3 separate regions of the Homo sapiens genome follow, and regions 2 and 3 are each linked to region 1. A link is a contact called in ENCODE Hi-C or POLR2A ChIA-PET data. All regions are on one chromosome and are shown on one strand. Each heading gives the region's core, a stretch centred on a gene start or an enhancer-like site at or near the end of the contact. The rest is flanking DNA. Distances are from core to core; before and after follow the strand shown.

Evidence for each region. Hi-C counts contacts between places; a loop is a spot of excess contacts on that map. ChIA-PET counts read pairs that join two places held with the same protein, here RNA polymerase II (POLR2A). Pooled maps may share reads with other maps.
Region 2: a pooled map shows a loop between it and region 1 (5-fold over the local background). The contact joins the enhancer-like site here to the promoter of FPASL in region 1. A Hi-C loop is called at or near these places in 2 of 50 pooled maps. POLR2A ChIA-PET finds 5 or more read pairs at or near these places in 2 of 52 experiments (H1 and activated CD4-positive, alpha-beta T cell).
Region 3: a map of PC-9 shows a loop between it and region 1 (8-fold over the local background). The contact joins the promoter of ZP3 here to the promoter of FPASL in region 1. A Hi-C loop is called at or near these places in 4 of 168 maps with a recorded cell type or tissue (DLD1, PC-9, endothelial cell of hepatic sinusoid and 1 more) and 5 of 50 pooled maps. POLR2A ChIA-PET finds 5 or more read pairs at or near these places in 11 of 52 experiments (A549, H1, HepG2 and 7 more).

What each region holds. Positions count from the first base shown.
Region 1 is chr7:76,316,418-76,320,084 of GRCh38, forward strand. It overlaps FPASL (fibroblast proliferation associated lncRNA), which reads left to right and starts at 1,830. Exons shown (of 2, transcript NR_186616.1): 1 at 1,830-3,667. RefSeq lists enhancers at 700-1,696, 1,169-1,348, 1,697-2,693 and a silencer at 1,629-1,868.
Region 2 is chr7:76,443,777-76,447,443 of GRCh38, forward strand. No RefSeq gene overlaps it. Among named protein-coding and RNA genes, the nearest start is that of DTX2, 16 kb to the right of the region's middle. RefSeq lists enhancers at 1-823, 824-1,733. Within about 2 kb of position 1,920, at least 16 of the 41 ENCODE cell types and tissues checked have a DNase peak (open chromatin) inside an H3K27ac peak, as active enhancers do.
Region 3 is chr7:76,422,994-76,426,660 of GRCh38, forward strand. It overlaps ZP3 (zona pellucida glycoprotein 3), which reads left to right and starts at 1,957. Exons shown (of 8, transcript NM_001110354.2): 1 at 1,957-2,283. The coding sequence starts at 1,972. RefSeq lists a silencer at 1,059-1,353.

The sequences.
Region 1 (3,667 bases), core at 580-3,079:
TGAGACAGGATCTTGCTCAGTTGCCCAGGCTGGAGTGCCATGGCACCATTACAGCTCACTACAGCCTCGAATTCTTGGACTCCAGCTACCCTCCTACCTCAGCCTCCCAAGTAGCCGGGACCACAAGCATTTGTCAATATGCCTGGCTAATTTTGTAATTTTGGTAGAGATAGGATCTCGCTATGTTGCCCAGGCTGGTCTGGAACTCCCAGTCTCCAGCGATCCTCCTGCCTCAGCCTCCCAAAGTGCTGGGATTACAGGCTTGAGCCTCTGCACCCAGCCACTGTGAAGTCTTTAGAAGGCTGCTGAGAGCCGATAGTAAGCACTCAGTCACTGCTAGACATTTTTGAGGTAGGTTGTATTATTCTCGTTTTACAGATGTAGAAACTGATCCTCTAAAAGGCTAAATACCTTGAGAGGTTATGTCACCTAATTAGGACATGGTGGGATGAGAATCCAAATCCTGAGCTCTTAAGCTTTTGTCCCCCAACAGCCCTTTATTCAGAAAATGAAACATTGGGTCGGGCACAGTGGTTTTCACCTGTAATCCCAACACTTTGGGAGGCTGAGGCTTGAGGTCAGGTACTCGAGACCAGTCTGGGCACCACAGTGAGACTGTTTCTACAAAAAAAATTTAGAAATCAGCTGGGTATGGTGGTGCACACCTATAGTCTCAGCTACTCAGAGCCCAGGATTTGGAGGCTCCAGTGAGCTATGATTGCACCACTGCACTCCAGTACAGCCTGGGCAACAGAGTGACACCTTGTCTCTAAAAAAGAAAGAAAAAGAAAATAGACATTGCTGAGCGACAGAAATCCCACCTTTCTAAACAGTCAGCAACCTCACTGGAGCTGATTTTTAATTCCTAAATCCAGCCTTGATAGTGACTTGGGCAACTCAACTCCCTCTCGGCCTGGGATTATACAACTCTATGTCAGGAGATGGGAAGCGGGGAGACTGGGTGTCTTTATTCCATTTCTGACATCTTTCAGGACTGATGATGGGGGAGGGCCCTGGCCCTGGCTGGCAGCCACTGTTCGATTCAGTTATCATCATCAGGACCGTGGGAGGGAAGGGTATTGGAGCAGAGGACCTTGAAGGGCGCACAGGAGGCTGATGGGGCTGTAACACCTGGGGCATGAGGGCAGCGGAGGTTGGACAGGCAGGTTGGGACCTAGCTGTGGAGGGCCTGGGATACCAAAGAGAGGCAGGACCTGGCCTCAGTGTCGCCAGGACACCAGATCTGCCCCCTCCCTCACTGTTGCACCATGGCTCCCGCGTGTAAAGTGATGGAACCCGTCAGACCCAGGTAGCCACCAGAAACCGCCCAGCTGTTGTGTGCATCGGGGGCCAGGAGTTTCCTCTTCTGCAATCTGGGAACAACGCAGACCTCCCAGGGCTGTTTTCAGAAGCAGAGATGTGTAGGTAAGAAAGGATAGCCAACCAGTACGGGCCGGGACACGAGAGATCACGTCATTATTCAGATGGAGAAACTGAAGGGCAGGCGTGGGACCAAGGGCCCACCACGAGCCCAAGGCTCCATCCTCCCAAGCACGTAACAAAGGTGGAGGCGGAAGACGGAGGAGAGAGAAGCGGGTGAAGTTGGGAGATAAAAGCTCCCCAGTGGCTGGAGGGCGGGATCTGCAACAAATGAAGCCCCGGGGCCGCTAAGCGGGCCGATTTCGGGGCAGGGACCCAGGCCCTAGCAACAGTCCGACCATTGGCGGAGCGGGGACACGCTGGCCTGTGATTGGCTCTTGCCATGCCCGAGGGGAAGGCGGCCGCCCCCGGGGCGGGGCTACATACACAGCCGTGGTCCCGCCCGGCCCACATCCGGGCTTCCGCGTAGTCCGGGCGCCCTGGCCTCTGCACCGTCCTAGAAACCTGTCTTACGTCGAGGAACCCGGGGGACAGAGGCGCGCCAGTGCACGCCGGGGCCAGGGACGAACGGCTCGCCAATGCAAAGGAGGCCCCTCGGGGAGACGGCAGGCAGCAAAAGGCTTCCTTGGCCGGGGGTCTGGGCGTTTGGGGAGGGGAGGTGCTCAGAGATAGGGCCGAGGATGGAGCTCCCAGGTGGGTTGGAGGCGGGGGTGGCTGGGCTCGAGGACGCTGTTGGAGTCCGGGGTCTGGAAGAGGCGATCCCCGGGAAAGCCAGCTTCAGAGCCGGGAAGGGTCGGCAGGGGACCTACTGCAAGAGCCCCCAGGTTGGGGTAGGGAGGGGGCCCAGACCTGGGCCGGGAGGGATGCTGAATCCCCCGACCTAGCTCTGGGGCTTTGCAAACCAGCATCACTGCAGCATTTTGTGGCTCAAGGAATGGGGCAGGGCGGCCAGACCAGCTGTGGCTGGTGCGTGCGTGAGGCCCTGAGGGATGCGGCCAATGCTATTTTGCTGTTTTGTACTTACTCAGTTTCATTTTGGCTCTGTCGCCACTAGGCGAAAGAAATCGAAGTGCTAACATACCACGGGGAGCAATGATTATTACTCAATGTGGCCCCGCCCCAGCAGCGGGAGGTGGCATCTGTTTGACCTTGGAGACTTGGACGGTATTTAGGGAGATTACATGAAAAAAAGACTCACCCCACAATGCTTGCAGTCAGCTACAAGCTGCCTTGTCCTTCATACCTTTTAGCCTTTATTTCCTGAGTCTATCTTGTCTGTTTCTAATGTAGTCTCCTGATTTAGGGCAAGAGAATATTTCTCACTCTTGGTCTGCCCACTACCCACAATCCTTGTCCGAGGATTTACTCGGCAAACTTAGCAGGCAAAACCCCTTGTCAACTTAACACTAAAAAATACCGTCTCTTGGAAGGCAGTCTGCTTTGATAAACCTAATGGAATAAAAAGTGAGTTTGCTATCTGGCTTTAAAGAACATAACCCAGCTGGGCATGGTGGCTCACACCTGTAATCCCAACACTTTGGGAGACCGAGGCAGGAGGATCGCTTAAGCCCAGGCGTTCAAGACCAGCCTGGGCAACATAGTATAGTAAAACCCAGTCTCTACAAAAAGAATTTAAAAATTAGCCAGGCCAGATAGCCCAGCTACTTGGGACGCTGAAACAGGATTGCTTTGAGTCCAGCAGGTGGAGGCTGCAGTGAGCTATGACTGCACCACTGCACTCCAGCCTGGTCAACAGAGCGAGATCCTGTCTCAAAACAAAACAAAAAAACTGACAACCAATGAAACCTCATCTCTAAAATCTGGCTTCAGGTTAAGTGAGTAAAAAGAGGCTTTCTTGTGGCCAGGCACGGTGGCTTATGCCTGGTAATCCCAGCACTTTGGGAGGCCAAGGCGGGCGGATCACGAGGTCAGGAGTTCAAGACCAGCCTGGCCAACATAGTGAAACCCTGTTTCTACTAAAAATACAAAAAAATTAGCCAGGCATGGTGGTGGATGCCTGTAATCCCAGCTACTCGGGAGGCTGAGGCAGGAGAATCAACGTGAACCCAGGAGGCGGAGGTTGCAGTGAGCTGGTATCACGCCATTGCACTCCAACCCCGGGCAATAGTGCGAGACTCCGTCTCAAAAAAAAAAAAGGCTTTCATTTATCTTCTCAGCTCCTACAAGCCAATGAGTGGTAGGGTAATTTGCCGACCACAGTGGGAAGAACTAATTTAACACCAAGATTGTGATTCCCCTAGTGTAGATCCAGTATGAAAGAAGTGTC
Region 2 (3,667 bases), core at 670-3,169, 130 kb after region 1:
TACAAAAAATTAGCTGGGCATCGTGGTGGGTGCCTGTAATCCCAGCTAGCTGGGAGGCTGAAGCAGGAGAATTGCCTGAACCCGGGAGAGGCAGAGGTTTCAGGGGGCTGAGATCGCGCCACTGTACTCCAGCCTGGGCAACAGCAAGACTCCATCTCAAAAAAAAAAAAAACAAAAACCCAGGTGATTTGAGTGGTTAAGGGCACTGAGCCAGGGACTTGTGGCACGAAGGGATTGTTCCGGGTGAGCCGCTTGCGGCCTAAGCAGGTTGTGGTGTGATCTGTAGGGGAGTAACAGGCTGGGGTTCAAAAACGCCAGATACAGTGGTTCAGGCCTGTAATGCCAGCACTTTGGGAGACCGAAGTGGGAAGATGGCTTGAGCCTAGGAGCTCAAGACCAGCCTGAGCAACGTGGTGAGACCCCATCTCTACAAAATATAAAAATTAGCCGAGCACAGTGGTACGTGCCTGTAGTCCCAACTGCTTGGGAAGCTGAGGCTGGAGGATCACTTGAGCCCAGGAATTCAAGGCTACAGTGAGCTGTACTCACTGCTCAGGTCCCAGCCTTGCTGCCTCCTGCTGCGCTCTAGCCAGAGTGACAGAGCAAGACCTTCTCAAAAAACAAAATTGCCTAGGGGTTGCAGAGGTAGGCTTCCTGGAGGTGGTGATCCAGAAGCAAATCCTCAACCATGGGGAGGTGGATGTGGTGGCTCACACCTGTAATCTTAGCATTTTGGGAGGCCGAGGCGAGTGGATCACTTGAAACCAGGAGTTCAAGACCAGCCTGGCCAACATAGCAAAACCCCATCTCTACTAAAAATATAAAAATTAGCCAGGTGTGTGGTGGGTGCCTGTAGTCCCAGCCACTGGGGAGGCTGAGGCAGGAGAATCACTTGAACCCAGGAGATGGAGGTTGCAGTGAGCCAAGAGCGTGCCACTGCATTCCAGCCTGGGTGTTGGAGTGAGAATATCTCAAAAAAAAGAGGGGAGAGAAATGGGAGAATCTGTGCCCTGGGGGCATGGAAGGCCTCAGTGCCTAGTAAAGAGTGGGGCTTGGCCTGGAGAGGGAGGCCTCATGGGCCAGATAAGGGAGATACTGGCCCATCTAAGCATGCGTGTGCCGGTAGACTTTCCCTGTCAAGATGATCAACTGGAATGGCAGAGAATGCGGCCTGCAGGCTGGGAGACATCCTTGAAGCCATATCCCCAGGCCCTAGTCCCATCTGCCACTCTTTTTTTTTTTTTGAAACGAGGTCTTGCTATGTTGCCCAGGCTGGACTCCAACTCCTGGGCTCAAGCATTCCTCCTGCCTCAGCCTCCCAAGCAGCCACAAACCACACCTGGCTTCTTCCTGCCACTTCTAGCTTAGCAGGTAACTTCATCTGTAAAAAGGGGATGACGTGATTTCTTGGGGGAATGAGTAGAGCGCTTGGTAGAATCATGGCTCATGCAAGAGGTCTCTGAGCCGGGCGTGGTGGCTCATGTCTGTAATCCCAGCACTTTGGGAGGCTGAGGTGGGCAGATCACGAGGTCAGGAGTTCGAGACCAGCCTGGCCAACATAGTGAAACCCCATCTGTACTAAAAATACAAAAATTAGCCAGGCGTGGTGGCATGTGCCTGTAGTCCCAGCTACTTGGGAGGCTGAGGCAGGAGAATCGCTTGAACCCGGGAGGTGGAGGTTGCAGCGAACCAAGATTGCACCACCCCGGGCAACAGTGCGAGACTCCGTTTCAAAAAAAAAAAAAAAAAAGGTCTCTGGCAAAATGCTCCAGGCTTGGGGTCCGACGGGTACTTCTACCCCTGACAATCTGTTTACTTATCACCATCCTCTTTTCAGATGGGGAAGTTCTTTCCATCAGGATTATAGCAAGGATTGGTCTTCATGGCACACTTGGCATCCAAGCACGTGTTGTTGGAGCTGTTCTATGAGCCAGGAGACATCGGGGAACGGTTCTTGAAATAAACATCCGTCTCTTCCTTGTACTCAAGTTCTTAGGGGTTGCAACTTTCTGAGAGCTTGTCCTTCATTCAACTTCTTTTCTCAGCAGAAAGAGGAAGTGGCTGTGTCAGGGGAGGGGAGGAGTTATGACTAAGATGTGGCCATGAATGTCAGCTCCCTGCCAGCTCCAGATGGGCCTCAGCAGGATAGTTTCCCTGGGCCTTTGCCAGGAGAGACAGCCTCCAGCAGCAATGTCAGAGGGCTCGGCCTGTCTGCCTCCCAGGGGAACTAGACTGGAAATGAAAGGCAGTGGCAAGCCACTGAGGGTTCTCTAGACTCCATTGCTTAATCCTCCTCTTTCCCTAAAGTTTCCAGAAGCTTCCTATTGCATTGGAAAGCCTCTGTAAACCAACACTTTGGGTGTGGGTTTATTTTTTGAGATGGGGTCTCACTCTGTTGCCCAGGCTGGATTGCAGTGGCACCACCATAACTCACTGCAACCTCGACTTCTCTGGTTCAAACCATCCTCCCACCTCAGCCTCCCAAGTAGCTGGGATTACAGGGGCATGCCACCATGCCCAGCTAATTTTATTTTATTTTTTTAGTACAGACGGGGTTTCACCATGTTGGCCAGGCTGGTCTTGAACTCCTGACCTCAAGTGCTCCTCCTGCCTCGGCCTACCAAAATGTTGGGATTACAGGCATGAGCCACCGCGCCCAGCCAGTTCTCATTCTTCACTGGAGATTGTAGCCAGACATTAGAGAAAACTGGAAGAATCTAGAATCTAATCCAGTCTACAGGTAGATAAATAACTCAAACAATGAACATTACTATAATAACAGGTAAACTATCGTTTTTCTATTGAAATATAATTTTTCTCCCTATAGTCACCTTGAACTCTTGACCTCGTGATTCGCCCCCCTCGGCCTCCCAAAGTGCTGGGATTACAGGCGTGAGCCACCGTGCCTGGCCCTCCTTTATTTTATTTATTTTTTTTTTTGGAGACAGAATCTCACTGTCACCCAGGCTGGAATGCAGTGGTGCAATCTCGGCTCACAGCAACTTCCACCTCCCGGGTTCAAGCGATTCTCCTGCCTCAGCCTCCCAAGTAGCTGGGATTCCAGGCACATGCCACCACGCCTGGCTAATTTTTGTATTTTTAGTAGAGACGGCGTTTTGCCATGTTGGCCAGGCTGGTCTCAAACTCCTGATCTCAAGTGATCCGCCTGCCTCGGCCTCCCGGAGTTCTGGGATTACAGGTGTGAGCCACTGTGCCTGGCCAGAGAACAGATTCTTTTTGAATCTATGCAAATAACCATGTTGCTGTAAACATAAGAATAATCGTTATGCAGCCAACAGACACATGAAAAAATGCTCACATCATCACTGGCCATCAGAGAAATGCAAATCAAAACCACAATGAGATACCATCTCACACCAGTTAGAATGGCGATCATTAAAAAGTCAGGAAACAACAGGTGCTGGAGAGGATGTGGAGAACGAGGAACACTTTTACACTGTTGGTGGGACTGTAAACTAGTTCAACCATTGTGGAAGACAGTGTGGCAATTCCTCAGGGATCTAGAACTAGAATTACCATTTGACCCAGCCATCCCATTACTGGGTATATACCCAAAGGATTATAAATCATGCTGCTGTAAAGACACATGCACACGTATGTTTATTGTGGCACTATTCACAATAGCAAAGACTTGGAACCAACCCAC
Region 3 (3,667 bases), core at 707-3,206, 110 kb after region 1:
CTCAAAAGAAAGAAAGAGAGAGAGAGAGAGAGAGAAAGAAAGAAAGAAAGAAAGAAAGAAAGAAAGAAAGAAAGAAAGAAAGAAAGAAAGAAAAGAAATTGACAGGAGGCTAAACGAGTTTTCCTAGACAAAGCTTCATTGGAGCTTATGCCCAGACATAAAGGAGGCAGCATGAGAGAGAGAGGGAGAGAGAGGGAAAGAGAGAGGGAGAGAGAGGGAAAGAGAGAGAGAGAGGGAAAGAGAGAGAGAGAGGGAAAGATATAGAGATTTTTCTATCTGACTCTCCAAAAAGAGCCAGGAGGGCTTTTTTATTAGGCAAAGCATGGGAATTTACATCAGGGATAGGGCATGCCGGCTGTGCTGGGCAAAGCACGTGAAGGTATGCAGGTTGGCATTATCTGGTTGCCATGGTTATCTTGAGTTATGGGCCACCTGGTAGTCTGGCTGGTGGCAACAAGGCTGTCAATCAGTTCAGCATTCCTTCCTGAGGTGGGACACTCCACAACCTTGGTTTGATATTTGAATCTCCTAAGGTCAGTTCCTGGGATTCTCTTAAGTAATAGGCATGTTTCCACATGATGATGTCAGTGAAATCGTGGTATGGGTCTGGTGATCACTGGGAATGCAGGAAAGAATGCAGTGGTTGGGCCAGGTGTGGTGGCTCATGTCTGTAATCCCAGCACTTTGGGAGACTGAGGTGGGCGGATCCCTTGTGGTGAGGAGCTGGGCATGGTGGAACAAGCCTGTAATCCCAGTTACTCGGGAGAGTAAGGCAGAAGAATTGCTTGAACCTGGGAGGCGGAGGCTGCAGTGAGCTGAGATTGCACCACTACACTCCAGCCTGGGCAACAGAGTGAGATTGTCTCAAAAAAAAAAAAGAATGCCCTGGTCGGGGTGAGCTGAAGCCAAGCCCCGCTTCTGCTGTGTCTCAGTATGAACTCCGGGGGATTCACCCAGGAATGAAGAACGCAGGGCCCCTTCTCCACCTCTCTTCACACAGCTGCCTCTGCCTGAACTGACCTACCCCCCGGCCTCCCATAAAATAAGGCAGAGACCCATGAAATTCCTCCTGTCTCCTAATTGATACCGCCTCCTTTTTCTCACACTTGGAATGAGCTCCTTATGTCTCAGATCTAATCCCCCTGACTCTTCAATCAAGGGCTTTCTCCTGTGTCCCCCACAGACCTGGGACAGCTCCCTTGCCGGGCTGCGAGCTTCCTAAGGGCAGGGCCAGCAGGGGATCGGAGGGAAGCTGTGATACATTGTGGTGCACCAGGCAGGCAGCACACTCTTTGCAAACTTTTACATGAATACACATGGGGATTTACAAGCTAAAAACTTTCAAGTGGGCTGGGGCGGGCGCGGTGGCTCACACCTGTCATCCCAGCACTTTGGGAGGCTGAGGCAGGAGGATCACTGGAGGTCAGGACTTCAAGACCAGCCTGCCCAACATAGTGAAACCCTGTCTCTACCAAAAATACAAAAATTAGCCAGGCGCGGTGGCGCATGCCTTCCTGTAATCCCAGCTATTTGGGAGTCTGAGGCAGGAGAATCACTTGAACCTGGCTGAGAAGTGGAGGATGCAGTGAAACGAGATCATACCACTGCACTCCAGCCTGGACAACAGAGTGAGACTCTGTCTCAAAACAAAACAAAACACAACAAAAACAAACAAACCACAAACACACACACACACAGCAAAAAAAAACTTTAATGTGGATACACGTGGGGGATTTCCAAGCTAAAAACCAAATTCTGCTGTGGTCATGCTGGGGTGAAGGCTGAGAGTTTGCAGTTCTAACAAGCTCCCAGGTGTTACTGATGCTTCTGGATGGAGACCACTTTATGCAACAAGGGCCCAGCTGGCTAGGGAAGGGAGGCAGCTGAGAAGCTGAGAGCCCAGGTGGCAGCAGCCAGCATCCCACGGGTATAAGATGGCCAGAGGCGGCTGCCTGCTGCTCTGCAGGTACCATGGAGCTGAGCTATAGGCTCTTCATCTGCCTCCTGCTCTGGGGTAGTACTGAGCTGTGCTACCCCCAACCCCTCTGGCTCTTGCAGGGTGGAGCCAGCCATCCTGAGACGTCCGTACAGCCCGTACTGGTGGAGTGTCAGGAGGCCACTCTGATGGTCATGGTCAGCAAAGACCTTTTTGGCACCGGGAAGCTCATCAGGGCTGCTGACCTCACCTTGGGCCCAGAGGCCTGTGAGCCTCTGGTCTCCATGGACACAGAAGATGTGGTCAGGTTTGAGGTTGGACTCCACGAGTGTGGCAACAGCATGCAGGTAAGAGAGGCTGGGGGCCCTGGCTTTGGTGGGAGGATGTTCGAGGCAGCCGGGTATGGGGACTGTGGCCACCATCGGTGGGAGGTGGGGTTGGGTGGATCCCTCTCACTTGTAGGTGGGGAGGTGGCCCAGTTGAGGCCTGAAGCTGGCACTGAGGTCACCGGACCCAGGGCAGCTCCTGCCTCTGATGCCCGACATTGGGTCGATGGGGTGGAGCCAGAGGTGGCCGTGCACTTCAGGCTGGCCCAAGCCACGCCACTCTCTCTCAGGTGGGTTTGTGACACACACAGGCCTGCGTGATAGGATAGCCCTGTGGGTAGCCTAAGGGGCTGTTTCTAAGGCTGGGGGCATTAGGAACTCATCCTGAAGAGACCCAAAGTATACATTATCTTAAAAACAACAAGTGGGCCGGGTGCAGTGGCTCATGCCTGTAGTCCCAGCACTATGGGAGGCCAAGACTGGAGGATCACTTGAGGCCAGGAGTTTGAGGCCAGCCTGGGCAACATAGTGAGACCCCATCTCTTAAGCCTTTAAAAAAACTAACTGGGGCCTGGTGTGGTGGCTCACGCCTGTAATTCCAGCACTTTGGGAGGCTGAGGAGTTTGAGACCAGCCTGGCCAACATGGTGAAACCCCATCTCTACTAATAATACAAAAATTAGCCAGGCATGGTGGTGCGTGTCTGTAATCCCAGCTACTCAGGAGGCTGAGGCAGGAGAATCGCTTGAACCCAGGAGGCAAAGGTTGCAGTGAGCTGAGATTGTGCCACTGCACTCCAGCCTAGGCAACAGAGCGAGACTCTGGCTCAAAAAAAAAAAAAAAATTCCACATAGATAAGTGGTATGGGGGCGGGGGCATCATAACCTTGGTGTTAAAGACCTTAAAAGCATCAGTGGGTCCCTGGGGGCAGCTCCAAGGGGGAGAGGCTTAACCTGTGGTACATGCAGGAAAAGACCAAGAAATCCAGGCCAGACCTCCCTTTCCCTAGCCAGTGGGGAAAGAGGCTGCAAGGAGAGGCCTTACGGCAGGGCAGGGCTGGGCACACAGCTCCCCAGCTAAACCCTGATCCCTGGACCAAGTTCCTGTGGTCCCATGGAGGGCCTGTCCTCTCCCGCCTCAGGGGAACCTGGCTCCTCCTCACCTGGGCCTAGACCCAGTAGCTTGCCTGGGATGGGGGCAAGTCCAGCCCCTGGAGCCCTCCGGCCAGAGCTCTGGTCTTAACTGTGGTCTCCTGGGCTCTCTTTGAGGACTCGAGGCCCTTGTTTTCCTGGGGAGGGAGGCCAGAGAGCTGCAGGAGTTACTTGAGGAATTATTCCAGTTTAGAGGCTCACAAACATGTCTTAGATTTACTTGGGGAGCCAGGTGCCTGGCTCCCCCCCCTTCTG